6 separate regions of the Homo sapiens genome follow, and regions 1, 2, 3, 5 and 6 are each linked to region 4. Evidence: chromatin contacts called from ENCODE Hi-C or POLR2A ChIA-PET data. All regions are on one chromosome and are shown on one strand. Each heading gives the region's core, a stretch centred on a gene start or an enhancer-like site at or near the end of the contact. The rest is flanking DNA. Distances are from core to core; before and after follow the strand shown. Region 1 overlaps FOCAD (focadhesin). Region 2 holds the start of FOCAD (focadhesin). Region 3 has its middle 210 kb from the start of SLC24A2. Region 4 overlaps MLLT3 (MLLT3 super elongation complex subunit). Region 5 has its middle 140 kb from the start of SLC24A2. Region 6 has its middle 18 kb from the start of MLLT3.

What was found. A loop is a pair of places that touch in the nucleus more often than their neighbours do. ChIA-PET counts read pairs that join two places held with the same protein, here RNA polymerase II (POLR2A). Pooled maps may share reads with other maps.
Region 1: a loop to region 4 is called in a map of naive thymus-derived CD4-positive, alpha-beta T cell, with 2.9 times the contacts of the local background. The contact joins two enhancer-like sites. A Hi-C loop is called at or near these places in 2 of 168 maps with a recorded cell type or tissue (A673 and naive thymus-derived CD4-positive, alpha-beta T cell) and 2 of 50 pooled maps. POLR2A ChIA-PET finds 5 or more read pairs at or near these places in 2 of 52 experiments (PC-3 and PC-9).
Region 2: a map of PC-9 shows a loop between it and region 4 (13-fold over the local background). The contact joins the promoter of FOCAD here to the enhancer-like site in region 4. A Hi-C loop is called at or near these places in 17 of 168 maps with a recorded cell type or tissue (CD4-positive, alpha-beta memory T cell, Caco-2, Calu3 and 13 more), 24 of 37 single-sample maps with no recorded cell type and 34 of 50 pooled maps. POLR2A ChIA-PET finds 5 or more read pairs at or near these places in 6 of 52 experiments (AG04450, HEK293, T-cell and 3 more).
Region 3: a pooled map shows a loop between it and region 4 (11-fold over the local background). The contact joins two enhancer-like sites. A Hi-C loop is called at or near these places in 10 of 37 single-sample maps with no recorded cell type and 12 of 50 pooled maps. POLR2A ChIA-PET finds 5 or more read pairs at or near these places in 2 of 52 experiments (IMR-90 and activated naive CD4-positive, alpha-beta T cell).
Region 5: a loop to region 4 is called in a map of adrenal gland, with 3 times the contacts of the local background. The contact joins two enhancer-like sites. A Hi-C loop is called at or near these places in 59 of 168 maps with a recorded cell type or tissue (A673, CD4-positive, alpha-beta T cell, CD4-positive, alpha-beta memory T cell and 34 more), 37 of 37 single-sample maps with no recorded cell type and 47 of 50 pooled maps. POLR2A ChIA-PET finds 5 or more read pairs at or near these places in 4 of 52 experiments (T-cell, activated CD8-positive, alpha-beta memory T cell and activated T-cell).
Region 6: a pooled map shows a loop between it and region 4 (4-fold over the local background). The contact joins two enhancer-like sites. A Hi-C loop is called at or near these places in 7 of 50 pooled maps. POLR2A ChIA-PET finds 5 or more read pairs at or near these places in 3 of 52 experiments (BJ, WTC11 and activated naive CD4-positive, alpha-beta T cell).

What each region holds. Positions count from the first base shown.
Region 1 is chr9:20,699,397-20,703,706 of GRCh38, reverse strand. The region is part of intron 1 of FOCAD (focadhesin); the gene reads right to left. Among named protein-coding and RNA genes, the nearest start is that of MIR491, 15 kb to the left of the region's middle. Within about 2 kb of position 2,474, at least 4 of the 41 ENCODE cell types and tissues checked have a DNase peak (open chromatin) inside an H3K27ac peak, as active enhancers do.
Region 2 is chr9:20,682,862-20,686,789 of GRCh38, reverse strand. FOCAD (focadhesin) reads right to left here and starts at 2,531. Exons shown (of 44, transcript NM_001375567.1): 1 at 2,497-2,531. FOCAD-AS1 (FOCAD antisense RNA 1) reads left to right here and starts at 2,040. Exons shown (of 2, transcript NR_121601.1): 1 at 2,040-2,222; 2 at 3,249-3,488. RefSeq lists an enhancer at 2,089-2,829 and a silencer at 2,229-2,928.
Region 3 is chr9:19,997,962-20,002,185 of GRCh38, reverse strand. It overlaps a transcript of SLC24A2 not described here. Among named protein-coding and RNA genes, the nearest start is that of SLC24A2, 210 kb to the right of the region's middle. RefSeq lists an enhancer at 1,687-2,886. Within about 2 kb of position 2,970, at least 4 of the 41 ENCODE cell types and tissues checked have a DNase peak (open chromatin) inside an H3K27ac peak, as active enhancers do.
Region 4 is chr9:20,354,262-20,358,536 of GRCh38, reverse strand. It overlaps MLLT3 (MLLT3 super elongation complex subunit), which reads left to right. Exons shown (of 11, transcript NM_004529.4): 9 at 3,658-3,729. All of the region lies in intron 3 of LOC124902129 (a long non-coding RNA gene), which reads right to left. Among named protein-coding and RNA genes, the nearest start is that of MIR4473, 55 kb to the left of the region's middle. Within about 2 kb of position 2,021, at least 11 of the 41 ENCODE cell types and tissues checked have a DNase peak (open chromatin) inside an H3K27ac peak, as active enhancers do; they include PC-9, adrenal gland and heart right ventricle, where a contact is called at or near this core.
Region 5 is chr9:19,924,100-19,928,250 of GRCh38, reverse strand. It overlaps a transcript of SLC24A2 not described here. Among named protein-coding and RNA genes, the nearest start is that of SLC24A2, 140 kb to the right of the region's middle. RefSeq lists enhancers at 1,771-1,880, 1,806-2,100. Within about 2 kb of position 1,815, at least 3 of the 41 ENCODE cell types and tissues checked have a DNase peak (open chromatin) inside an H3K27ac peak, as active enhancers do; they include adrenal gland, where a contact is called at or near this core.
Region 6 is chr9:20,638,978-20,642,846 of GRCh38, reverse strand. No RefSeq gene overlaps it. Among named protein-coding and RNA genes, the nearest start is that of MLLT3, 18 kb to the right of the region's middle. Within about 2 kb of position 2,231, at least 2 of the 41 ENCODE cell types and tissues checked have a DNase peak (open chromatin) inside an H3K27ac peak, as active enhancers do.

The sequences.
Region 1 (4,310 bases), core at 1,225-3,724, 340 kb before region 4:
ATTTAAGTGATAAGGAATCTCTCATCAAGTGAGCAGTAATGAAGTAGAAAAATTGTTTTAATGATAAAAGATAAATTACTTATATGCAAAGATGGGATCTTGTATGCAAGTCACTAGAGAGAAATAAGACACCAGCCCCAAGGTTAGAATATACATAAGATTCCCATTTAAAATATAGTTAATGCAGCACTATTCACAATAGCAAAGACATGGAATAAAATACAGTTGACTTTTAACTCATATGCTGAAAACTTTTCAATGGCTCCCCACTGCAACTCTATAGGAAGGCCAAAAGGTTCTGGTCTTGCAACTCTCCTTCAGTCAGGGCACTTCAGCCACATTGGCCTTCAGTTTCTTCCTTAAACCACCCCGACAACCACACCCTCAGCTCCTTCGACATCTGGGTCTAGAACTCTCAGGCCCCTCAGCCTCAAGTGCTCTTGACTTGTTCAATTGTTCAAATAAGCTGTTTCTTCTCTCCCTTCACATGTTCCCTCGAACCTTCCCTATCCCCCCACCACCCCCATAGCCTCAAATAGTCCCCTACTTGCCACTGCAGTGACCCACTATTGTACCATTCATAGCTTTTATCACAATCTCAAATGATTGTCATTTACTTATTTCTGCTTCCCTACTCCACCCCCACCTCCCCAAATGCAAACTCTTTAAGGCAGGGACCGTTTTGTTTTGTTTTTTTTGTGAGATGGAGTCTTGCTCAGTTGCCCAGGCTGGAATGCAGTGGCACGATCTCAGCTCTTACCACTATCTCCCCAGCATATAACAAATACCTATTCAATAAAGATTAACTGAATAAATGCAAAGCATAACATAGAATTTGGAATACCATATTGGATTAAACATCTCCTATGTGCTAAGCACTCCACAAGACACTTTAACTAATTCCACGAGATCCTCACAACAACTTTGAGGTAAATATTAACTCCATTTCCCACAGGAGGAAATAGGAGCTCAGGGAAGAAGTCACTTGCCTGAGGTTATACAGTGGTATTAACAGCCAGGATTTATTGAGAATTTTACCATGTGCCAGGCAGGTACTGTCAAAGCTTTTTATACGTATTCTCTCACTCGATATTCAAAACAACCTCATGACATAAGTACTACTATTAACTTTATCTTCATATGAAAAACCAAGTGAGGAAAGGAGAGGTCAAAATTAATTGCCTAATTATGTAAGAAGCAAAAGCATGAATATAAACAGTCTGCCTCCAGATCTCACATGCTTAACCACTCTTTAATAAAGTATAGATACAGTTGACTTAAAGTTTTTGTAAAACTAAGATCATCAAGCAGCCGGTGGCTCATGCCTGTAATCCCAGCACTTTGGGAGGCTGAGGCGGGAGGATCACTAGAGGCCAGGGGTTCGAAATCAACCTAGGCAACATAGTGATACCCCATCTCTACAAAAAATTTTAAAAATTAGCTGGGCATGGTGGTACATGCCTTTAGTCCTAGCTACCCAGGAGGCTGCAGTGGGAGGACCATTTGAGCACTGGAGATTAAGGCTACAGTGAGCTATTATCATGCCACTGCACTCCAGCCTGGGCAACAGAACAATGCCCTATAGCTAATAATAATAATAATAATAACAATAACAATAATAAAGTTAAAAAACTAAAGCTAAATTAAGATAATCCATTAAAGCATTTTGCTCAGAGCCATGAACATAGCAAACGGTTTTTAAATGTTATTATTCTGAGTCTGAATCTAATACCTTGTTTTTTCCATTATATTTTGCTGCATCTCAGGAAATCAAATAAATCTTTAAATGAATTACCTGGGTTTGCACATACGTGTTAAATCAAATTCCCAAAGCAGCTTATCAGCATATGCAAACAGCTTTGTATCTTTGTATATACTGCAATCCTAAAAAGGTAATCAAGTCTAATGCGCAAACATTACATATTAAAGGATTACTCCTTGCCCAGAGCACAAAACATAAAAATTGTTTATCTAAACTTAACTTTCATCCTTGTGGCACCATCACCAGCAATACATCTCCCACATCTGTATATGTTCTTTGGTTATATGCCTTTATTTCATCATTGACTGTTCAGTTTAAGTTCAATGAGTAGGTAACAAAGGATAACAATTGGCCACTTCCATCACGACAATTGTCAATCTGTAGTAAATCTATACTTCTTGTCACTGATATCAACACTTTCACATCTACATTTTCTGTTTTTTTAAATAAGTAAATAATCACTAAAATTAATTAAAGCAATTATATACCCAAATGATTGCTTAAACACTACACACACACAGATGGCAATGCCACTGCAAATGAGTACTTAGCTGGCAGGAAACCTCACCATGTGACAGGTGAAAACACAGCTCAATGAGACAGGGAAATTTGTGTGTGCATGAGTTCACTTGTAAAAACAGGGCTTGAAATAATATTGGAACGCTCAGGAAGAAATGTCCAGAAGCAGGAAGATCAAAAGGAAGCCAATGCATGTTCTTTCTCAGTTCCTGCAGCTGCCTCAGAAAACAGGGCTTGAACTAAAACTTGGCATCACATTCCAGGCAGAGGGAATATGAGGATATGGTTTGAGAGGACAAAGTGGAGAGCTAAGATCAGTCTCTAATGTCCCTTCCAGCTCTGAGAGGGTTATAATCACTCCTCAAGACATTCTTGTCTCATTCTGAAGGGCCTAGTTTCCATCTATATAGCAGCTGCACCTGCTCAGATGCCAGTAAAGAAGAATCAGAAGTGGGAAGGGTCCCCACTGACCAAGCCTGCTGCATTATTACCCTGGACATTTGGATTTCTTAAGAGAAGCAGCTTCTTGTTCACCCCCTTCAGGGTCTGGCATGGAATAAGCAGTTAATAAATGTTTGCTGAATTATTGTGTTTAGCACAGTACCTAACAGTCTCAAAAATGTTAGAATCAGGATTCCACTGTTTATTTTGTTTTCAGATAAACTTTCCAAAACAGAAACTAAGAAATAGAGAGGAATCTATATCTTTTTCATTAATTAAGACTCATGAAACAAAGACCAAAATAAATAACAGCCAGAAGTAGAAAAATAAATGTTTAAACAACTTTATGTCCAAATTAATACAGTAACTTGAATTTAGTAACCAACACATTTAGGAATTGATGATAATTCTTTTTAGACACATCCTAAACTCCCAGTTTTTTTTTTTTTTAACTAGGCGAATCATTTTTGTGTAGATAGTGCAAAGGTGAACTTCAGCCAAATTCAAATCCAAAATCAGCAGAATCTACACCAGTAAAATTTCATTATGCTGTCATAAATTTTGGTACATTTTCTTTAAAAAAAAAAATCAAAGAACACATGTAAAAGCTAACAAGACTGTTTCTTCACTGTTTCCAGCTGAATCTAATAGAGATGGAAAATGGGTCTTTGTTACTTTAATACAACATAAGTTTTACATGAATGCTTCCATTGACAGCTATTATTTATCATAGCTATGTGCTTAATCTGCTATTTATTACAATCCTTTAAAAACCCACAGTATCACCTCTGTGTATTTCCCATTGGGGTAAAAGGAATTTTAAATAATTTCTTTAAAAAAAAAAGGAACATTTACTAATCTTCTATTATACAGCTAGCATTACTCATGGCTGTTTTTACTTATAGGGTACTAAATAATCAGATATTAGTTAACGTTTGCAATCATCCTGGGCAGGAGTTCATTAGTAAATCATTTCATATTAGCGTGGAAATATCAAGCAGCATATTCAAGAATCAGAAGAGGATCTTGGGGTGAAATGCTGACATCCAATTGACAGAGTACAGTATGTAGGATGTCTTTCAGATAAAGTTAGTTTAAGAATTTTATTTAAACAAACATGGAGGAGGAGGAGAACGAAGAAGGGGTTAAGATGTAATATGTAGCTCTTCATATATATATATATATATATATATATATATATATATATATATTTTTTTTTTTTTTTTTTTTTTTTTTTTTTTTTTTTTGAGACGGAGTCTTGCTCTGTAGCCCAGGGTGGAGAGCAGTGGCACGATCTCGGCTCACTGCAAGCTCCGCCTCCTGGGTTCATGCCATTCTCCTGCCTCAGCCTCCTGAGTAGCTGGGACTACAGGCGCCCGCCACCATGCCCAGTGTATCTGTATTTTTAGTAGAGACAGGGTTTCACTGTGTTAGCCAGGATGGTCTCAATCTCCCAACCTCCTGATCCACCCACCTGGGCCTCCCAAAGTGCTGGGATTACAGGCATGAGCTACTGCGCCCAGGTGCTCTTCATGATTTTTTTAATTTCACAAATGTTAAAACTAGTATATATGATTTTCATACATAC
Region 2 (3,928 bases), core at 1,282-3,781, 330 kb before region 4:
ACTAATTGTGAATCACAGACTTATACTCATATAAGTATACCATACTTTATTATACCATGCATCTCTAGATCTATAGATTTCTCATCTCCTAAAGAAATACTTACTACCCACTTGATCAAAATTTAAATTATCACCCTAATTTTCTTTTTGTGCTTAAACCAAGTTCTTTGTTATACATCAAGAAATACTGATTAAGATCAAGATTTGTTATAGACTAATAATCCTTAAACTATTATTTCCTTACACTTCCTCCAAATATAGTTATTATTTCTCATTGTGGTTTTTTCCCGCTAGAAGGTTAATGTCCTCAGCTCTTGAATTTTCCCCATTAACCTTGCAATCTTGATCAGGTCCATTTCTAGAACTGAAAGATGTAACACCAACGCGGAGGGATCACTTGAGGTCAGGATTTCGAGACCAGCCTGGCCAACATGGTGAAACTCCGTCTCTACTAAAAATACAAAAATTAGCTGGGTGTGGTGGCATGCGCCTGTAATCCCAGCTACTTAGGAGGCTGAGGCAGAAGAATCACTTGAACCTGGGAGGCGGAGGTTGCAGTGAGCCGAGATCGCAGCACTGCACTCCAGCCTGGGCGACAGAGTGACCCTGTCTCCAAACAAACAAAAAAATAGCAAATGCAAAATTTTAAGAAGTTATATTTTCTTAAATTTTCCAAACTCCTAATAGTGATATTAACAATTTAATTCAACTAATCACTTGTGGACAATATCCCAAAAGTATCATGAAGCTAAGAATATTATGTCTCAGACTGTTTCATAAATCATTTTAAACGGGGAAAAAGGCCAAACGATTTACCGGTAAGCACCATCAATCAATCAACAAATGAAAAACTCTGGTTATACGTCCATGAAAATTTTGATTTCAAACTATTTATTACAGGGCGCGAGGCTGTGTTCCGCCTCCTCCAGCTCCTCCTGATAACCTTTTGGTTATCAGGCGTCAACTGGAGACAACAATCAGTTAAAATCCAGTAAATTTGGGGTTAATGAAACAAATGTTAAAATAGATATAATATTGATAAACATTAGCCAAGAGATGGTAACTACCTAACATTGATTAAGTAAGCAAATAATCAAGGCAGAGGTTTTAGCTTCCACTAATCTATAAAAGCAAGTGAAAATGCTTTGAAAATTGCATTTTTATGCAATTGTTTCAATATCATACCTTTGTATGTAACATTAAAAAGCTCATGATTACTTCATTTCAAAATTCAGATGAGTCACAGTGCTTTCTACGCAGGAATTGGATGTGAATCAAAATTGTAAACATGCACTTGCTTGGTAGTCAAAAAGTGAATGTGGACAGATACAATGTTCGTTGACACAGTAAAACATAATCATAAAATGCATCCTGTGTTTTTAAAATAGTTACTTCCTGTTAACACAGTTCAGGAAACATGCCATCTACCCTCCTCTCCTGGAAAATCTCAAAATTATACTAATCCCATTCCTCTTCTTACAGATAGGCCACTGAAACCTGGAGTCATTACTGATACAGTTATCAGGATTACACCCTCAGAGCCACGATGGTTTCAGGGATACTAGAACCTGAAAATAACAAAAAAAAAAAAAATTTCCAACTCAAATCTAGACAATAAAACTAACATATAAACTGGAATAAAACGCAGGAAATGCCGATTTTAATACCTGGTATGAGGCTGACCATTAAGGCATCCATCAAAAAAGTTTGGAATGTATGAATGAATGACTGCATGAAATTGGCAGGATTTCATTCATTTCAAAAGCTCCAAATTCAGGAACCACACTGAGATATCAGGACGCCACAGCTGAAACTAAAACTCATGAAGGGTAAATGCAACATAACTGCACGTCTCCACGCGTTAGCTGCTGCGAAAATTTCAAAACATACATCTAACATACTCTTTCTTCAAGTAATTGCCGCAAGTGCGGACGGAGCCAGAGAACTAGGAGACTGAAAACAGGCCCTGCTCACCCATAAGCCTTTGCATTATAAGTGGACATGATCTGAGTGAGTCACCGGGAATGAGAAGGAGACAGTCACCCCAGGCCAGGCAGGACGCGGCCAGAATCTCCTGCTCTGCCCCCAACTAGGGAACCGGTCGAAGGAGAGTGGGACGACTGCAACCTGCTGCAGCTAAGTATGCAAGGATCGCGCCGACCGGCTTCCGAGTCGAGATCCCACTAAGTCCCACCGCAGTCACCACAGCCAGCCCTGCCCAGGTATCTCGGAGCTCCGTAACCTCAGAAGGCCTAGTCCTCCAGAAGCTGAGAGCCCCAGCAGGACCGGACGAGGGCAAAAAGCCCCCTCCCGGCTGCCCCTCGCCGCGACGCGGCCCTGCCGCCACATGCTCCACTGCCCCGTCTCCCAGCTCAGCCCCAGCCCCGCAGGGCCTCAGCCGCCCTCCATGCAAGCCGACCGGGCCGCAGGCGGCGCGACCCGGCGGCTCCCGAGCAGGGGTGCAGCGGTGGCAGCCCGCCGCCCCGCACGGCTTACCTCCCTTCTGCCACAAGCTCAGCCCAGCGCCGGCTGCCTGACGTGGCCCGCCCCGCCGCCTCGAACGCCCGGGGGCGGGGACTGCAGGAGAGAGCCAATGGGCTGCATATCGCGAGGCCCTGTTCCGCCTCCTCCGGCTGGGGCCCGCCCTCCCCGGCTCGCGCGCACGCGCGTCTAAGGCCCGGGCCGCGCACTGCGGTTGAAAGGCGGCGTGGGCGGCGGACCCGCGCTCTGCAGCCGAGCTGGTGCGGGGAGGGCTGCGCGCGGGGGCTGGCTGTGGAGCAGCACCGCAGTGAGGAGTTAGCCCAAGGAAAATCAGATTAAAGGAAACTGCCTAGAGATGCCACTGCAGCGTGCCCGGGTAGTCCTGTTGGCAGCCTGCCCCTATGCAGCTTTTGGCAATACAGAACAGCTTCTTGGTATTTGGAGATTTTGTTTCTCGGGGGAAATAAATAATACTGATAACATTAAGGATTCAGAAAATTTAAAGCAGACAGCCGACTTGCCGCGAAGACGCTTCGTTCTTCGCCTAATAGCTACTTGGTGTCTTTACTTCATTTGGCCAACACATAACACTGCAGCTCTCCACGCCACTGTGGTATATCCACTTGTTAGATAGTCCTGAGGTAGTTCTAGCCCAAGTGTTTCTGCTGATCTAATCTGGGGGGAATTGGCGCGAGTAATTATTCTGTTACGATTTTGCGCAATACTTACTGAATGATAAACATGTATTTTCTCGTGGGGCGGGGCAGGGGCTCCCACGTGAGAAGGCTGTAACAGACAGACAGCAGCCACGATGAAACACGCTGAAAAGAGCCAGCAGAAAAAAACGAGGAGAGACTGGTATGACGGAGTGGAATTCCGGTTGTGGATGACAGAATGGAAATTTTACGCAAGATGAAAGAGTTAAGACAAATTACTCTAAAAATATCTGACTTAGTTGTTTCTAAACCCTGGGGCACCCTTAGGAAAAAATAAAAATAAAAAAACAAGTGCCTGGGCCTCATCACTTGGTTGAAAAAGGTCTGCTGCCAGATCTTGACATTGATATTTTTCTAAGTTTCCAAAGTCATTTTAATGTGTAGACAAGAAGTTCTGTTTCTCATTTGTAGGAAGAATTTGGTTCCCCATCACCTCAGAAAAGTAATTATGTATCACAGACCGTTAACAGTTTTCCCAATAACCAACTATGCATTCACCCTCTAAGAATTTATCTAAATTAATCTTGGGGCCAGGTGGGGGGGCTCACACCTGTAATCCCAGCACTTTGGGAGGCCGAGGAGGGCGGAGTTCAAGACCAGCCTAGGCAACGTGGTGAAACCCCATCTCTACTAAAAAAAACATACAAAAATTAGCCCGGCGTGGGGTTGCGCGCCTGCAGTCACGGCTACTCTACTCAGGAGGCTGAGGCAGGAGAATCGCTTGAACCCGG
Region 3 (4,224 bases), core at 1,721-4,220, 360 kb after region 4:
TCTTCCGATGTTGAAATCTTGTGGTGACAAGCAGAATGCTTGTCTCTGCACCAGAGGTGGTGGTACTAAAACAATCCTTGTGGATTCATCAGCATTTACCTAAGTATGTTCCACTAAAGCAGGGCTTTAGTCCTCAGCCCTGAGGACTGCCTCAAACTTTTGAAAATCAAAAGAATTCTATCAATAAATAAATTTTAGAAATGCTGTATTAAACTCACATAAACAGTATTCTTACCTTTAGTATTCTTATGTGGACTTACATATTTTCCATGAAGTACATTTTTCTGGGAATATATCACAGAACTGATGTTTCAATAAACACATTTTGGGAGATAGCACTCTACTAAATATTTTAGTGCTGGATCAAAGTAGGTGTTGCTTTGTGAAGCTTTTTTTCTTTGGGAGAGGCAACCTTTAACCAGAGGCATCATAAATAAAAGACATGTCTGTATAATGCCCAAATCCATGTAACAAATCTTAAAGACTCGGTAGGAAGATGCTTAGCAACCTCTTTGGTGATGTGGCAAGCAGGCCTCAAAGTTGGCGGATGACATGGAATAGAGATGAATATCCACCAAACTCAGCCATTGCCAGTGGAGGGTGGACTGAGACGCCTTTTTTCACAGTGGTTCTATTTTTGATTCCCATGTGATTTACCCAAAAAAGGCAGGGCCTTGACACCTTGGGGACAGTTATGCTTATTCTCAGCTCAGCAGATTGGGCGAGAATGATTTAAGCAGCAAAGGAAAATTAATTGGTTGCCTTGGCTTCTTCCCCTTCCTGCTAGGCTTAACCCCCTTCCAGATTTCTTCCGCAGGACAGTTCCCTTCTCTCCATGCAGACCTGAGCCAAAATAGAGTGCCAGGAGGGTGAGAGGGTGCGTTGTGAGGCATGCAGAGCACTCTCCACAGGTAAACCTGCAGCTTTGCAGGAAGGTGGATGCACACTCCCTCCTATCCTCAGCCCACTCATTGCTGGATCTAAGAGGACAGGATGTGTGGCGCAGCAGGGACAATGCAGGCTCTGCCATCAGAAACGAAGTGCTGATCCTCCAGGCTTTAACTTTCTCCTTTGTGGCCCACAAAATGCAACTGCCACGTTTGCATTTGATTGTTTATTTTTAAAGTGAGGGTGGGCCCATTAGAGCAATGGATGGGGAGAGAAAGGGCCTCAAAACGTGATCTTTGCTCTTGGATACCAAGATAATATTCATCTTACTATCCATTAGGGTCAGATGACCCTTCTAAGCTTAAAAAGCAATAATTCCAAGTTATGCTTCCTGCCTCCTTCCGTCCTCCACACCCTCTCATACATAACTTTTCTGTCTCAACAGTGATCCTGTTTTTCCCATGAAAGTTTTCTCTGTGTATAGAGGAGGAACAGTCTCACATTTTACTGTTAACTTAGTCTCTAGGGCATGTATATTTCCTGTCTTTATGCTTAAGGCAAAACTGGGGTCCATTCTTTAGTTCAAAATCAGAGCCTTAAAATTATATAACACTGACACATAAGAAACTCCAGTGCAAAAAAATGTGGCAGATATGGAGACTGCGGGAGAAGAGATCCATGTGTCGTGAGTTCCTGATCTTCACTGAGCTCCTACAGCAGTTATTGTTTGTTGCCAGGTGGTCTATTCTCAGGGCCGTTTGTGTTCTGATGTTTCTCCCTTGTCCTCCAATGAGACTGGATAAACTTTTTGAAGATAGAGTTTATACCTATACAATGTTTATCAAGAACTGGCACAAAAGTCTCTGAAACTCCAGTTGAAGGTATGTTTTCACCCTCTGATGATTATAGGGCAGTCTGGATCCAACCTGCCTAGGTCAAATTCTGTCTCTGCTACTAACTAGCTGCATACTAGCTACTTGGGCAAGATTCCTCCAATTCCTTATCCATAAAATAGGGAACTGTTATGAGCAAAGTCCATGTAATATGCTTAGCACAGTTTCTGGCACCTAATGGTACTTCAAAAGGTGAAATAATAATGTTCATTAAGTGCCAACCATTTCCATACATACTAGTTTAAAATCTTTTAAAGTAGGAATTATTACCTCCATTTTACAGCTAGAAAAATAGTAAATCAGAGAAATGTGGTTTTTTAGTTGCAGATCGATCACAAAGTGAGCAGCAGCACAGGTCTGTGTAACCCCAAAGACTGAGACTCCAGCACAGGTCTGTGTAACCCCAAAGACTGCAGTCTCTGAACCTCTCCACACTGTCTTGAACATTCAGGCCATTAAGACCCTGAACTGGGGAACTCCTAGTCTAGCTCTTTAGTCACTTGGCAAAATTGCCACCAGTGACCCGGATGAAGAGGTTGAAAACAGGCCCCTTCTAGACTTTGATTCTCAGCCATGGGTGTTGACTGCTTTGTGCCTCCTGGGTCCCCCTGATGAAACTCTGTGACTCTGGCTCAGGATGACTGTAAGGCAGGACACAGGAGGTCAGCCCTGTAATTCCATAACTGCTCACTCACTGACTGCTTAGTGAGAAACCATGATGACAGCTGGGATCCTTTCCGTGATGAGTAATTACCCTGTCACACAAATCTATTTAGACCACATCCTTCTGGGGTACAACCACCAGTTGATTTAAAATGCAAACCTTTTGTAGCTCATTGCCATGAGGATGAAATATAGAGTTTACTCAGACTTTTCTTTGTTGGAGTATTTATTGTAAATCATTAGTTACTATGAGTTGCTACCCATACATCAAGCAATTCCTACCTAGCCCTGAGTGCTGAAAGAATTCTCTGTGCTTTTCTAGAAAAGGTACCATTTGTCCAAGAATATAATTACTGTATACTTTTTAAAAATCCCAAGCTCATATATTTGTGTAGAGAAACTCAGGCCCAAGGACACCCAATTAACTGGGAACACTCAGTGTGGTTTTCAATACAGGAACCACAAGTCTTCAGGGATGTTAATGAACATGGATAATAAATGCCTCACCTACTACTCAGGCTTCCAGCCAGGGAGGCGAAGGAGTGACAGGCAAAGCCGTGGCTCCCTGCTCCAAGTCTTGCACTAAACACTTTATATAGGTCTTTAATTCTCCCAATAGCCCCAGTGGGTAGGCATTAGCATCTTCATTTTACAGATGAACAAATTGGGGATCCCCATCTTACACCATGAAGCAGTGGAACCAAAACTCATACTGAAAATAATTGACTTTCCCAAGTCTCTCTGCTATATCACCACACACAAAGAGACTTGCAGCCCCAGCTAGCTTATTTCTGGCTTCTGCTGGTCTGATTCTTCTGTGGGTGGCTTTAGAACAAATAGGATGGCTGAGGTCCCCCATCATCAGGGCTGCCGTTGAACATGAAGGAGGAAAGCTGCTATGTATAGCAAGCATTTTTATCTTGCCACCAACAAAGATCAAGCACACAAAATCTGAATCCCCCCAGGGGTGGGAGAAGGAGTGAGTTTCTATTTCTCCCAGACCATTCTGTCCAGAGCACACAGCAATATGGGCAGACAATTAGTATGAACGGATTTGAGCAAAACAGCAAATCTGATTGATGCTGAAAGCACACCCATGTGGGAGCACACAAAGGGATGGAGAAGAGGGGTGGTCATAGGAAGCGGGGCCTGCTTAAAAATTCTAATCCTCATAAGCTTCTGAGGAAGCTGCTCTTTTCACTGGGCAGGTTTTTAATATTTATTGCTGGGGGCTGTTTTAATCCTAATGAAAATAGCATGTCCCTAGGAAAAGAAATGCTGGAGCTACAATGAATGAATGTGGCTCTGGCATTTAAAATGTCTCACAAGGCTCACAGAGGGTAGAGGTGACCCGGAAGTGAATCATTGACAGGCTTCAGGAAGTACTGCTGCCAGAAGGAAGTTGAGCTCAAAACAGGGTATGTGTGGGCGAGTTCAGGCTGAGTTAACCCCTGAATGGGTCTGAATGGAAGACCCATTTCTGAAGAGGGGCACACTCAGAGTTCATCTGCCAGAGTTTGAATCCTAGCCCTGCCATGTCTAAATCTCAATCTCCCATCTCTAAAATGGAGAAAATGATAATTACAGATTTTGTTGTTTCATTGTGAAGACCAATTGAGACAATGAATGTAAATTACTTACCACAGCTTCCGGCACAGAGTAAGTGCTAAATAGTGAGAGATGCATTATTATTAATATAATTTTTATTATTGTATGGCTTATCCTTAATAGTATTGGCTTTTTTCCCAAAAATATAAGGATGCCAGGTATGAACTAAGAG
Region 4 (4,275 bases), core at 772-3,271:
GCAAAACAAAACCAAAAACGAATAGTATCGTCTATCTGGAGAGGGTAAAAGTTACCTTATCTGATTAAGTAGCATACTCCTGGTTCCTTGGCGTGTTTATTTGGCAAGTGTTGCTTCACACATGTGAATCATCAGTCTGCCAATAATACTGTATTATGTGTCACTTTCTCCATGCACTTGTAAGCATGGTAAGAAAGTCCGTATGCTTCCACTTTTAGCTAGTCTGGGTTAGGAAATATATATACCACAGGAGGGCTTACCTTCTTAGAGCTATGTCTTGGAGCCGAGAGGACAAGTAAAGGTTTCTTAAACCTTGTTTAGTATTGGTTTCCTAGCCCCTCAAATCACTTGCACTGGGGTCAGGTGTGATGCTATCCCTTTAAGTCAAGCTTCTGGGACTTAAAAAAAATTACTAGTATATCTTAATTCTCTATGTTGATGGTATAAGAGAGTAAAAATTTCTTAAAAATCTAAAAGTCAACTAAATTTCACTCTGGAATGACTTTTTAGTCGTATTTGAATGTGTGTGTGTGTGTGTGTGTGTGTGTGTGTGTGCGCAGGAGGGAGGGAGAAAAGTAGGGGGAGAGAGACAGGGATAGAGAAAGAGTATGAATCTGAATTTTCACGATTAATAAAGAGTTGAGAACATACTTGGAAGGACTAACTCCGAAATGGGAACACTCTTGAGTTTCCTCCTTCCATACTCCTTGCCTGTTCTCTCTCTATGAATTGATAATGATCTCTGAGTTTGATAAAGCACCAGGCAAAGCTGAAATGTCCATTGCCTTTTCTCAAATCTTCCAGGGACTAGAGAAGAGGGGAAGTACTAATGGAGTCAAATATTTTCATACTGAATAAAAGTGAACATAGAGTCACACGTCAACCAAGCAAGTAATTAACCTGAGTACTGTTGGGAGCTACTGTCATTAGTATGAAAGATCTATCAGTAGAGAATCCATCTGTGAATAACTGAGTTGTCATTCTTCATAAAGTGATACAGAAAAATATAATCTTGAACGTTTGTCAAGACATTTTCTCAGATTAAAGACAAAAGTGCTACTAAACCACAATTCTTCTATTTTCAGAGACTGCTGTATCTATAAATGGAGTAGCTAGGCAGTCTAGGTAGCTCTGCTTCTCTCAGTACAATTTAATAGGTAATAATAAAGAGTGTTGCGTCATTTCAACCAGAGATGGTTTTTTCACTCCAAACCTCCCTTATGTGAATTTCAAACAAAAACAAAATACCACATCTTTTTTAGCCAGAAGCTTGGCAGGGAGGGAGGGGAGAAAGGACTTGAAGGAAGGAAGTGATCCATTGGACCCGGGTTAATATTCAGAATATCATAAATCACCTATCAGCCTGCAAGGCATGTTGAATGAAATTAAAAAGAGTCTATCCAGTTAAACTGGTTTAAAATAAGCCTGTGGAAGACAAGGTGTTGTACTTTTTTATTCTGGAGTTGTTTCCCTAAAGATAAGAAATGATCATAAATAAAACAATTGTCTTCAGCAGGGCTCAGCTCTCTCAGAATGAGGTTTTGACAAAGCTGTTTATTTTGGAGCAGGGAGAGATCAAAGAAGGAAGATTAACTGAGCCCTCTCTGGGCAGCCACTCAGTAACTTGAGGCGGGTCACTGACACCCGGAGCTTTTGTTCCTGCCACTGCAACTTCAGAAGAAAGAAACTAGGATTTCAATGTATTTTGGCCTTCTGTGCTGTAGCACTTACGGAATGTGTGGGGTGGGACTTCAGCGTCCAAATGTTCTATTTTCTGCTTTGAAGAAAAGGTGGCAGAACTCTCTAAACCTAGTTAGCAAAGTTCTATTGCAAATACAGCGTCCTCAAGTCACTTCAACACCCAGAGTACAGGAGTTGGAGGAGGGGATCGTGGGAGGCAGCGGGATATGATGGGAACAAAATTCAGTTCTGTAATGCACAAGTCAAGCAGGCAGGCACTTTTTTTTTCTTTTTTTCTTGCCTGAAATCTCAGCGGATTGTCTCTGCATGCCCAGCCCAGTATCTGAGTTGGCGAGGAGTGCCATCTACTGACCTACTTGCTCCTAGGTCTCAGCGCTGATTTTTCCCTTGAGATCTCACTTTCAACAACAATGGAGGAGGAAATTCTGAATGTAGTGGAGTATTTGGTTTCCTTTACAGTGGAGCATGTTAAAAACGATTGCCTTGCCTCTGTTAATACGTAATTTCCTTGTGTTGCCAAAAGTATTGTATTTTAAGTTAGCCTGGTCAAATTAGTCATTTGGTTATCTTCATATTAAAAATGATGAAAAAAAGCATGATTGTCAGGAAAGACTGTTAAAAGGACACTTTTTACTCGTGCATTATTCTCAATTAAAATAAAAATATGCCCCTTCAGGAGTATTCGGTCTTTTCCAGGATGTCATGTTCCTATCCTCATCCAGTAAAATGTTTATTAGTAATAAAAAATGTTAAAGCTGAATGGGAATCTGGGTCTTATCTTGTTCATCTCTCCCATTTCATCCTTTGCGGTCCAAAAATATTAAATAATAAGGCTGGGACTTGAACTTGGGCTTCTGAGCCTAATCAGTGCTCTTGCCACTACAGATTAAAAGTGGACTCATTCTTAAAATCTTTATGTTACGGAATGTGGTAAACTTGTGGACAGAAGTGTTACTAAGTTAGGGCACAGAATGGGTAAAGAGAACAGTAGGAATATAAAACCTCTTAAGATAAATTAGGTCCTTTATTTGGCATTTTCCTCCTTTAATATTAGTCTCCAGTTATAACAACTCACTTCATAATGAGTTATAATGAAAAAGACAAATTACTTTGCTTTTTGTGTTTATACACATGTGTAAGCACTCATCATTTATAAATTTAGTGGTTTCAAGCTTTTTCAAGTGAGGACCATTTAAAAATACTTCCCTTTTAATCCTCAGTTTTGAAGATGCTGTCAAAGAAATCAGCTGCATTTATTAAATAATAATTTGCTTCTCCTTTTTATTAAGTAGAAACATAGCTTCCCACCAAAGCTTCTATACAGTATGTAAAGCTATTCATAACTTAAGTTGTAATCAGTCCAGATAAAAGGAAAAGCACTTGGCGTTTTACCAAGGGTAAACACATCATTTCTTAAAACACAGAAGATAGTCGGCCATCTTCATTTCCAAAGCTGTATCAGTTTTGTGCATATGAGTAATTTTAGAATGTGAAAGTTAGGTACTAAAAAGGGCATTTGAGTATTTGTTTTTATCATCCCTAGCATACTGAACACTAGTAGTCATGCTGAAACAGCAGAATGAATAGGAAAAAAATTCTTGCCAGAGGGAACTATAATCTCTGTATAACTCAGCTGCTATACATATGGTGAGAGTGTTGTCGCAAAAGAGAAGCAGCCTTGGAAGCTTAGATCAATTTCCTTATCATCAACTGTGTTGTTTTTTTTTTTTTTTTTTTTTTAGTTCTACTTTTCTGACTCAGCATTTCAGATCTAAGTAATTCATTTTCCAAGGAAAATAAGATTAGAGAGAAGAAGGAAAATGTATAGAAAAGAAATGCTATTTGGAAAGCAAATGTTACTGTACATTTCATTCAGTGGATGCCTTTGTTTAGGTGGCTGGTTAGCTAAGAGATGCTTGAAATAAAATTTAACACAGCGTTCTCTTTGATCCCTAGATTCTTGAAGTGAAAAGTCCAATAAAGCAAAGCAAATCAGATAAGCAAATAAAGAATGGTGAATGTGACAAGGTAGGTTTCTAGTCTGTTACTAGGAGGGCTCCAACACTGACAAGCCTTCCGTTTCTTTGTGTTGCCCTTGATCATCCTTGCTGGTTCTCCTTTCATTTTCTTCATCAAAGTGTCCAAGATGCCCAAATGATGAGTATTTCATCCCAGTGCTTTGTAGTTTGTTTTCCATGTGTTGTTTATATCTTCAGTATTAAGCTTGGCCTTATGCTGTCATTTGCCATGATGCCTACGTTGCCAAGGGATTTCAGGCACATTGAATTGGGAATTAAGAGAATTGTGGTAGAGATAGAATATTAAGGAATCTCAGATGTAGATGAGCAAGACATCTGATGCTAGTGCAGTGTGCTTTCCCAGAGTGTGCGTCATGCTTCTGAAACCTGACTACAACACCTGGTGGGGTTAAGTTGCCTGGTTTGGGCAGAGCCCTAACCTTGCTCTGTAGGGCCAGGGCAGACCTCTGTAATGTTTCACAAATCTTTCATTTGCCTTTATCGCAAATGGTGCTGGGGGCACCCATGCAGTTACACTAACAAAGACTCGTGAGTC
Region 5 (4,151 bases), core at 566-3,065, 430 kb after region 4:
GCCCAAATTCTGAGTGGGCAGCCGCTTTTCAGTTTAGAAGGTATCAAGGGTTTGGAAAGAACTAGAACCTGCTTCTTGGCTGTGAGAGGAAAACCTGGCCAGGCCTCTGAGAGTCTTCCAACAAAGCCTCACTCTCTCTGTGTAACCAACCCCTAGGAGACCCCAGGATGAAAGCCTGCCTGGTTTCTGAGGTCGCTGGTGTGGGGCCAGCTCCAGGAGTGAGCCGAAGACCTGCCTCCTTGCTGCTGCCAGGAAAACAATGGCCCAGGGGCCCCCAGCCAGGTGCAGCAGACCCTTCCAGGCACACAGGCTCACAAGTGGCAGGCTTTTTGTGAGCTCCAGGAGTGCCAGGCAAGAGGGAGGGAGCTTTGGTTTGGTTTGGTTTGGTCCCTTACTGAGCTTAGTGCATGGGGCTTTCAGGAGATCTTGGGTTTCAGTTCACACCCCATTGGATTTCACATCAACCTGAAAACTCACGGGGACAATCAGCTGAAACAACTGAGTTTGGTTGGCTCTCCCGTCAGAGCCATAAATCACACGGTTGCCACTGAGGAAAAGAGGAGGCGAGACGAGAAACTTGGCCCATCCTGGTTCTAATTTATCCCAAGTACGTGGGGGGTGGGGGAATTGTTGTAAATGACAGGGATTTTCATTGCACAACTGCTTAGGTTTTCATGATGAAATGTTTCTATCATGGCACTGAGGTGTGTTTCCTTAGAACTAGGTTCTGCCTCATATGACTAAGATGTCAATTCTAGGCCCAAATTCATCATCATCATCACTCAGAGGTACTTTATATGGTCAAACATTGTGCTAAGCTCTTGACTTTCATTAGATCCGCAAGTGAAGTAGGTGCCATTTATTATCTCCATTTTTTGGAGGAGGAAACTAGGCTTAGCTGGAAACTCAGCAGAGCTGGGATGTAAACCTAGGCAGGCGAGCTTAAGCACTGGATAGAGTGCGAGAGAACTTTCTAGCCCAAGGCACAGGCAGCTTCTCTTCACAAGGTTCGTAGAAGGGGCTAGGCGACCACAGGTTGGGGACTTACGATGCCGGCTGGAGTGTGGAATTGCTGATGAAGGTAACATGCTAAGGTCCAGGCTTCCAGGACTCTCTGCCAGGTCCGGCTGGAAGCAGCAGAACTCTGTCCTCTTCTGCTGCTGTGGAAGCCCCGACTGGAAATGCAGCTCTGGAGTCTCCCTTTCTCTTCGTTAAATCTCATTAACACTTGTGGGAGTTACGCCCCTGCCTCAAGGAGAACACAGACCTCTAATTGCTGTGAAAAGAGGCCTGGGAAACCCCGTTCCTCTACCACCCCTGACTCTGGGTCTCCTCCTCCTCTGCTCACCGCTGGCGGGGGCTCTTCCAGACTCTGCAGCCCTGGCTTGGTCCCCCAGATTATTAAGTCATTTGTAAAAATCAAACTCATGTGCTCTCCAGAATGTCTTTAGGTCAGCTATCACAACAGCATGGTCCTCTGAATTTTTTTCCCGGGTGCATACAGCAAATGGCCAATCCAAGTGCAGTGTAGAGAGATGGCAGGTCTGCAGTCTGTTTGGTCTTCATCCTCTCTGGGGAATCTTCTTTTTCTCTCCCAGTACCACAGACTAATATTCTGATTCACATTCTGTGATGCTGCCGTTCCTTCTTTCTTTTGTTTTTCTTTTTTTTTTTTTATACCTGCATAAACAGCAATGTCCCAAGCTATGTAGACCAGAGCAGTAAGCCAGTGATGAGCCGTGAACACCTGGACACTGATTGGATGACATTTGCAAAGAACTGGGCGAAGCATCTGGGAGCGAATGCTTGCGCTTGGCAGCAGAGCGGCTGGCGCGGGAGAGCCAGGGTCATCCCAAGAACTCTGTGTGATCCCAGTCCAAGGACAGGAGACAGGGCTTTCCTTGAAGGGAGGTACTGAATGAAAGGTGAGTCACGTAACTACAGCGGAGCGAAAAGGAAACAGAGAATGGTGAAGTCAAACAAAGGGGCAGGAAGAAAAAGAGACAACAGCGTTCCTCCCACCCTGCAGGGAGAAAGGAGCCGCCGCCATAACCTCAACTCAGTCCTCTCCCGCCATCTAGTGGTCATGCTTAGTGACTGCAGCACAGACTACTAAGGGGAATCGTGACACAGGGAGGTGTCGGTGAGATCGCTACCTTATGGCCTGAAGAGTAGACATACTCAACACAAAGGGTAACTCGAGCCAAAACCATCACCAGGAAAACAGGCCCTTTTCTGTGGAAGGGCTTGTTTGTTTTGATTCGAAATACTGTGCAATTAAAGAACAGATGTGTGTCTTGCTCAATCTGCAGGTTAATGGAGGTTGGCTTGGAAATTCCCCAGCCCCTAGCAATTTCTTTAAAAAGGATTCACGTGTGTAGCACACGATTAAAATCTCTGTCAGGAAAAGCCAGTTTTTTATGAATAAAGACTATTTGTTACTTCTATTTTCTGACACAATCCAGAAGCCAAACATTCCTTACATTTTGAAGAGGATAGAGAAGGAACCCTGTCACATCAGATCCCTTGTCTAGACTCCACTCCCTAGTCAGGGAACCTCAGGTTTTTATCCTCCTCTAATAATTAGCTTTCCTGTGAAAAATACATGACGCAGGTTCTGGTCAATTTTTTTTTCTGCAGATTTTCTTTCCCCATTCTCAAATACGAAATATTTGAAGTTCCCAGTGACCAAATCTTGGTACAGGTGTTGGCTGATTGAATTATAAAATGTAGAGCTTTTTGGCAGCAAGAACTAATGTGTAAAGAATAAAACATATATACACAAGGAGTTACAGCTTCACAAATATATATGTCTACCACAAGTAATTGTGCTTACCTATGCCAAAATTTTCACATGTATTAGATTCTAAGAGATGACAAAAAGATCAAGTAAATACAGCCTGTCAACATTCCTTTTTGTCTGTGCCTATATATATGAGATGAACAAAATTTGTAGATCTAAGCAGCAGGGTGCTTTCTCCAGGTTCCTCTGCATTCTTTTCTGGGTCACTATAAATCTATATATCTTTGACTGGATATAGATAAAGGTGCAGCCTAGACCTGTCCTTATAGAGAACGTCTGATGTTTGTTTGTTCTACAGCACATCTGTGCAGGTCTGTGGGGTCACCAGTTATTCTGGGAGTGATAATGTAGGCTCCCTTATGTAAGGCAAGCTGTGTTTTACTTTGGTGCTGGATGCCAAGGGTCCAAGCATGCTATAGAAAATTCCACTTTGATGCATTGACTGCTCTGGGGCCAAAGACCCCTTAGAATTGACTCTACTTGAAGCCTGACTTTCAAGAGTACTGAGCCTAGAACAGTCAGAAGAGCTGGGTTCATTCTGTCTGTGCTGCATTCAAAGGCATGATTAAGAGCCAAATGAGCTGAAGGATAGTAATTATGGGGCAAACAATAGACTCTCCCAGAGACAGGAGAGCAGGAAGATGCTAGGCAGTTTGGTGGTTACTTTGGTGAAGAAGTCATTTCACTTTGTCCTGTGTTTTACCCTCAGAGATTCAGTCTTCTTTTCTCCTCCTTTATTCACCCTGGGCCTAACCTTAGGAAATTAACATCTGCAGGCAATGAAAAGTATTTATTTTGAGCCATAAGACATGGGATCCTTATTTGCTCTTAAGGAGGAGTCACACCCTCATGGGGTCCTTACTGGCTCTTGAGGAGGAGCCACACCCTCAGTGGCTTCTGCTGGGTAGATATCTGGAAGCACTGATCCCACTGATGGACACAGCTGACTAGATCAGTGATGGAAACCTGACCAAGATGACATTCTAGAAGCCACAAGGGGTGTAAGTCAAGAAAAGGGGAAAAGCAGGGAATAAGGTAACTGGTAACTGCAGGAGAAATGGGGTGGTGGACTCCCCCAAAAGCAGCCATAATGGTAGAGCTCTAGCAAAGAGAAACACTGATATCTGAGGCTGGGGATGACACATCTGAAATTGCACAACCACCCTAAACAAGCTGTCACATCTCAGCTGACTGAGAAGGACATCCTGGCTACTCTCATTTTTGTTTTCCTTACTCCTCTGCAAACAGTTTGATAGTAACACCCATTGCCTGAACCAACTGGGTATATATCCATGTTCCTTAAAGAAATTGTACAGCCAGCTGCTCTGCTCCCTCACAGGCATGACGG
Region 6 (3,869 bases), core at 982-3,481, 280 kb before region 4:
TTATTCAGAACCCTAACATGTCCAAAGCTGACCATTCCGCATTCCCTAAACTTTCCTCCTTCCTATCTAGGTTATTTGCACCATTATTCAACCAGCTGCCCAACTCAGAAGTGAAGGTGTCTCATACTTATATTCTTCCCTCTCTCATCCAAACTGTCACCAGGCCTAATCAAATCTACCACCTAAACAGATCTCCATTCTAGCCACTTTTCTCCACATACCTCCTTTTAACTGTCGTCTAGGACTCAGTCCTCTCTGTTTTTGAAATTGAAGTATAACATATGTACAGTAAATATGTGAAGTGTGCTAATATAAATGTAAAGTTTAATGGGTTTTACATATGTGCATACCCATTTAACCACCATCCAGATGAAGATACTTCTCAAGATTCTCTGTGTTCTTTCTCAATCAAGCACTATTTCTCCTGTTTAGATAGTTGTTTAAGCCTTTTCAATGGACACTGACCATCTTTCAGTTTCTTTATCTCTCTGTTTCTGACTGCCTGCTTGTCTCTCCACCTCTCTTTCTCTCTCTCTCTCTCTCCTGTGTGTGTGCGTGTGTGTGTGTGTGTGTGTGTGTATTTTTCCCTTGTCCCTGGGGCTTCATTTTACTTCTGTTCTCTCTCTTCCTTTTTGGCTGATAAATCCTTCTGTAACCCAGATCTCAGCTGAGATATCACCTTTATCAAGAAACCCTGTCAGTTGCTGGTATGGGGATTTGCCTAAATAACCTTGTTATGGTTATCTTAGCTTGGGAAAAGGAGAAATAAAACATGTTGAACATGTTTTGATGTAGAACATAGAATATATTTGTTTTGGGTAAACGAATTGGAGATAGTATTTTACTTGTAGGTGAGACCTGGTCACCAAAATATTTTCATTCCTAGTATTAGTTTAAACATTGCTGCTGTAAGTTAGCTATCACAGCAAATCAATAATATTTAAGTCATAGCTCCTTTCAGTGGATCTCACTAGTAAATAAGCCATTGAAAAGTATGACCATATTTATTTTTAGTGAACTAATGTTTTATAATATACATCTAGTAAAGTATACATAACTTAGTGAGTAGTCTGATGAATTCTGATGACTGTATACCTCTGGGTAACCAATATCCCAACTGGTTTCCAAAGTAGAACTTTTCCAGCACCCCAAATAATTCCTTTGTGCCTTTTTGGTCAATTCCTCTAAAATGCAGTTACTGTTCTAATTTCTACCACAATTCATTGGTTTCGCATGTGTTGGAATGCCATGTAAGTAGAATCAGATAGTATATGTATATTCATGTATTTTGCTTCTTTTGCTCAACATAACGTTTTTCAGATTCATTTATGTTGTTGCATATATGAGTAGTTCATTCTTATTTTATTACTGAACAGTATTCCAATGTAGTATATGTGGCACAATTTATCCATTTTACCAATTTTCATATTGGTGGACATACGGACTATTCCCTATTTTGGCCTATAACAAATAAATCTACTATGAACATTCTTACGTAAGTCTTTTTGTGAAGATATGTCTTTATGTTTCATAAACACCTAGAAGTTGAATCCAGATGGATCATAGAATAGGTATATTTTTATCTTTATTAGAAACTGTTAAACAGTTTATCAAAGATTGGTATTATTTTATACTCCAACTAGAAATGTATGCAAATTCTACTTGTTCCACATCCACATCAAAATCTAGTGTGTCAATCTTTTTAATGTTTGTCCTTTTAGAAGTGTGAAATGATTTCTCATTGCAGTTTTCACTTGCATTTCCCTAATGATTAAAAATGCTGAGCACCTTTTCTACATGTCTGTCCTGGAATCTTTAAAGTGTGGCTCTTGTTCTCATTCTTACAAAATGGTGCTGGAGCTCTAGCTGTCACTGCGCCGTAGGCAGAAGGAGGAACAAAGGGTCCAGATCTTACAGTCATGTATCTGCTGAGTCTTTCTCAGAAGCCTCACCCATGGGCTTCTCTTTCTATCTCATTGGTCAAAATTATGTCACATGCCTAACCAATCTGCCAGGAAGGCTGGGTAAAGCAATTTTTTAAGCAGATCTTCCAGGTTTCTATTACTGTGAAACAAACCAACTCAAAAGTTAATGGCTTAGAATGAAAATGTGTTTTTCTCACAAATAGGCCATTTGGGCAAAGCTTAGCAGAGACAGCTTGTCTCTGCTTCACTTGGCATCAGCCTAGAGGCAATTGTTGCTGGCTGCCGGCCAAGAAGACTCACACAGTTGGAACTGTGGTTAGAACACCTACACATGAGCTTTTCATGTGGGTTCTTGGATTCCCACACCACGATAGCTGAGTCCCAAGGGTGAGGGTCCCAAGAGAGACTGAGGTAGAAACCATATCGCCTTTTATGACCTGGAAGTCACACATTATCACTTGTGCTGTATTCTATTCATTGTGGAAAATACAAAGGTCTGCCTGGTTAAAGGGGAAGAGAAGTCGATTTTACAACTTGATCTGGGGGTGGCGAGGTATGGAAGAGCAAGTGGACCAAAATATTGCTGTGGGCTGGGCCCAGTGGCTCACGCCTATAATCCCAGCTCTTTGGGAGGCCGAGGCAGGTGGATCATTTGAGGTCAGGAATTTGAGACCAGCCTGGCCAACATGGTGAAACCCCGTCTCTACTGAAAAAATACAAAAATTAGCCAGATGTAGTGGCGCATGCCTGTAATCCCAACTACTTCAGGAGGCTGAGGCGGGAGAATAGCTTGAACCTGGGAGGCGGAGGTTGCAGTGAGCCGAGATCGTGCCACTGCACCCCAGCCTGAGCGACAAGACTGAGATTCCATCTCAAAAACAAAAAAAACAAAAAACAAAATATTACTGTGGCCATTTTGGGGAAATACAATCTGCTACAATTGGGCATGTTGCTTACCCCTAACTAAGCTGGGATTCTCTTCACAAGAAAGATGTGGCGAATAAATATTGGGTAGGCAAGCTGAGTTTCTGTCATGTTCTTTACACATATAACATTATAATTGTTTGCTTTCCACTAGACTGTAAACTCCATAAAGACAGCAGCCAGATTTGTCCATCTGTCTTTATTAATTATTGGTTCCTTAGGGCCTAAGGAAAAAAAAATAGGCATTCAAGAAATATTTCTCAATGAACAAGTATTAAACTAAATAAAACCATATATAGAATATCAGTTTTAGAAAATAAACTGTGATGAAACATTAGGAAAGAATGTAAAAATTGAAATTTTAAGTCAATAACCTGCCAGCCTGGAGCTGGGAGCTGTGGCTCACACCTGTAATCTCAGCACTTTGGGAGGCTGGGACAGGTAGATCGCTTGAGCTCAGGAGTTTGGGACCAGCCTGGGCAACGTGGCAAAACCCTGTCTTTACAAAAAATACAAAAATTTGTCAGGTGTGGTGGTGCATGGCTGTAGTCCCAGCTACTCAGGAGGCTGAGTTGGGAGGATCACTTGAGCCCAGGAGGTTGACGCTGCAGTGAGCCATGATTATGTCACTGTACATCAGCCTGGGTGACATAGTGAGACCCTATGACAATAAATAAGTAAATAAATAAATAAAAACCTATCAGGCTGGGCAACATAGTAAGACCCTATCTCTACAAAAATCTTTTTAAAAAATTAGCTGAGTGTGGTGGCATGCACCTGCAGTGGCAGCTATTTGGGAGGCTGAGGTGGGAGGATCACTTGAGCCCAGGAGTTCAAGGCTGCAGTGAGCCATGATCACAGCACTGCATTCCAGCCTGGGGGATAGAGTGAGATTGTCTCTAAAAAAAAGTCAATAACCTGCAGAAAGCCCAATAAACATATATGCTAAGGATTAAAACAAATCTCATTCTACTTTTTAAAATAAAAAACAAAATAAAGTGCTATTTAGTGAGGCAATCA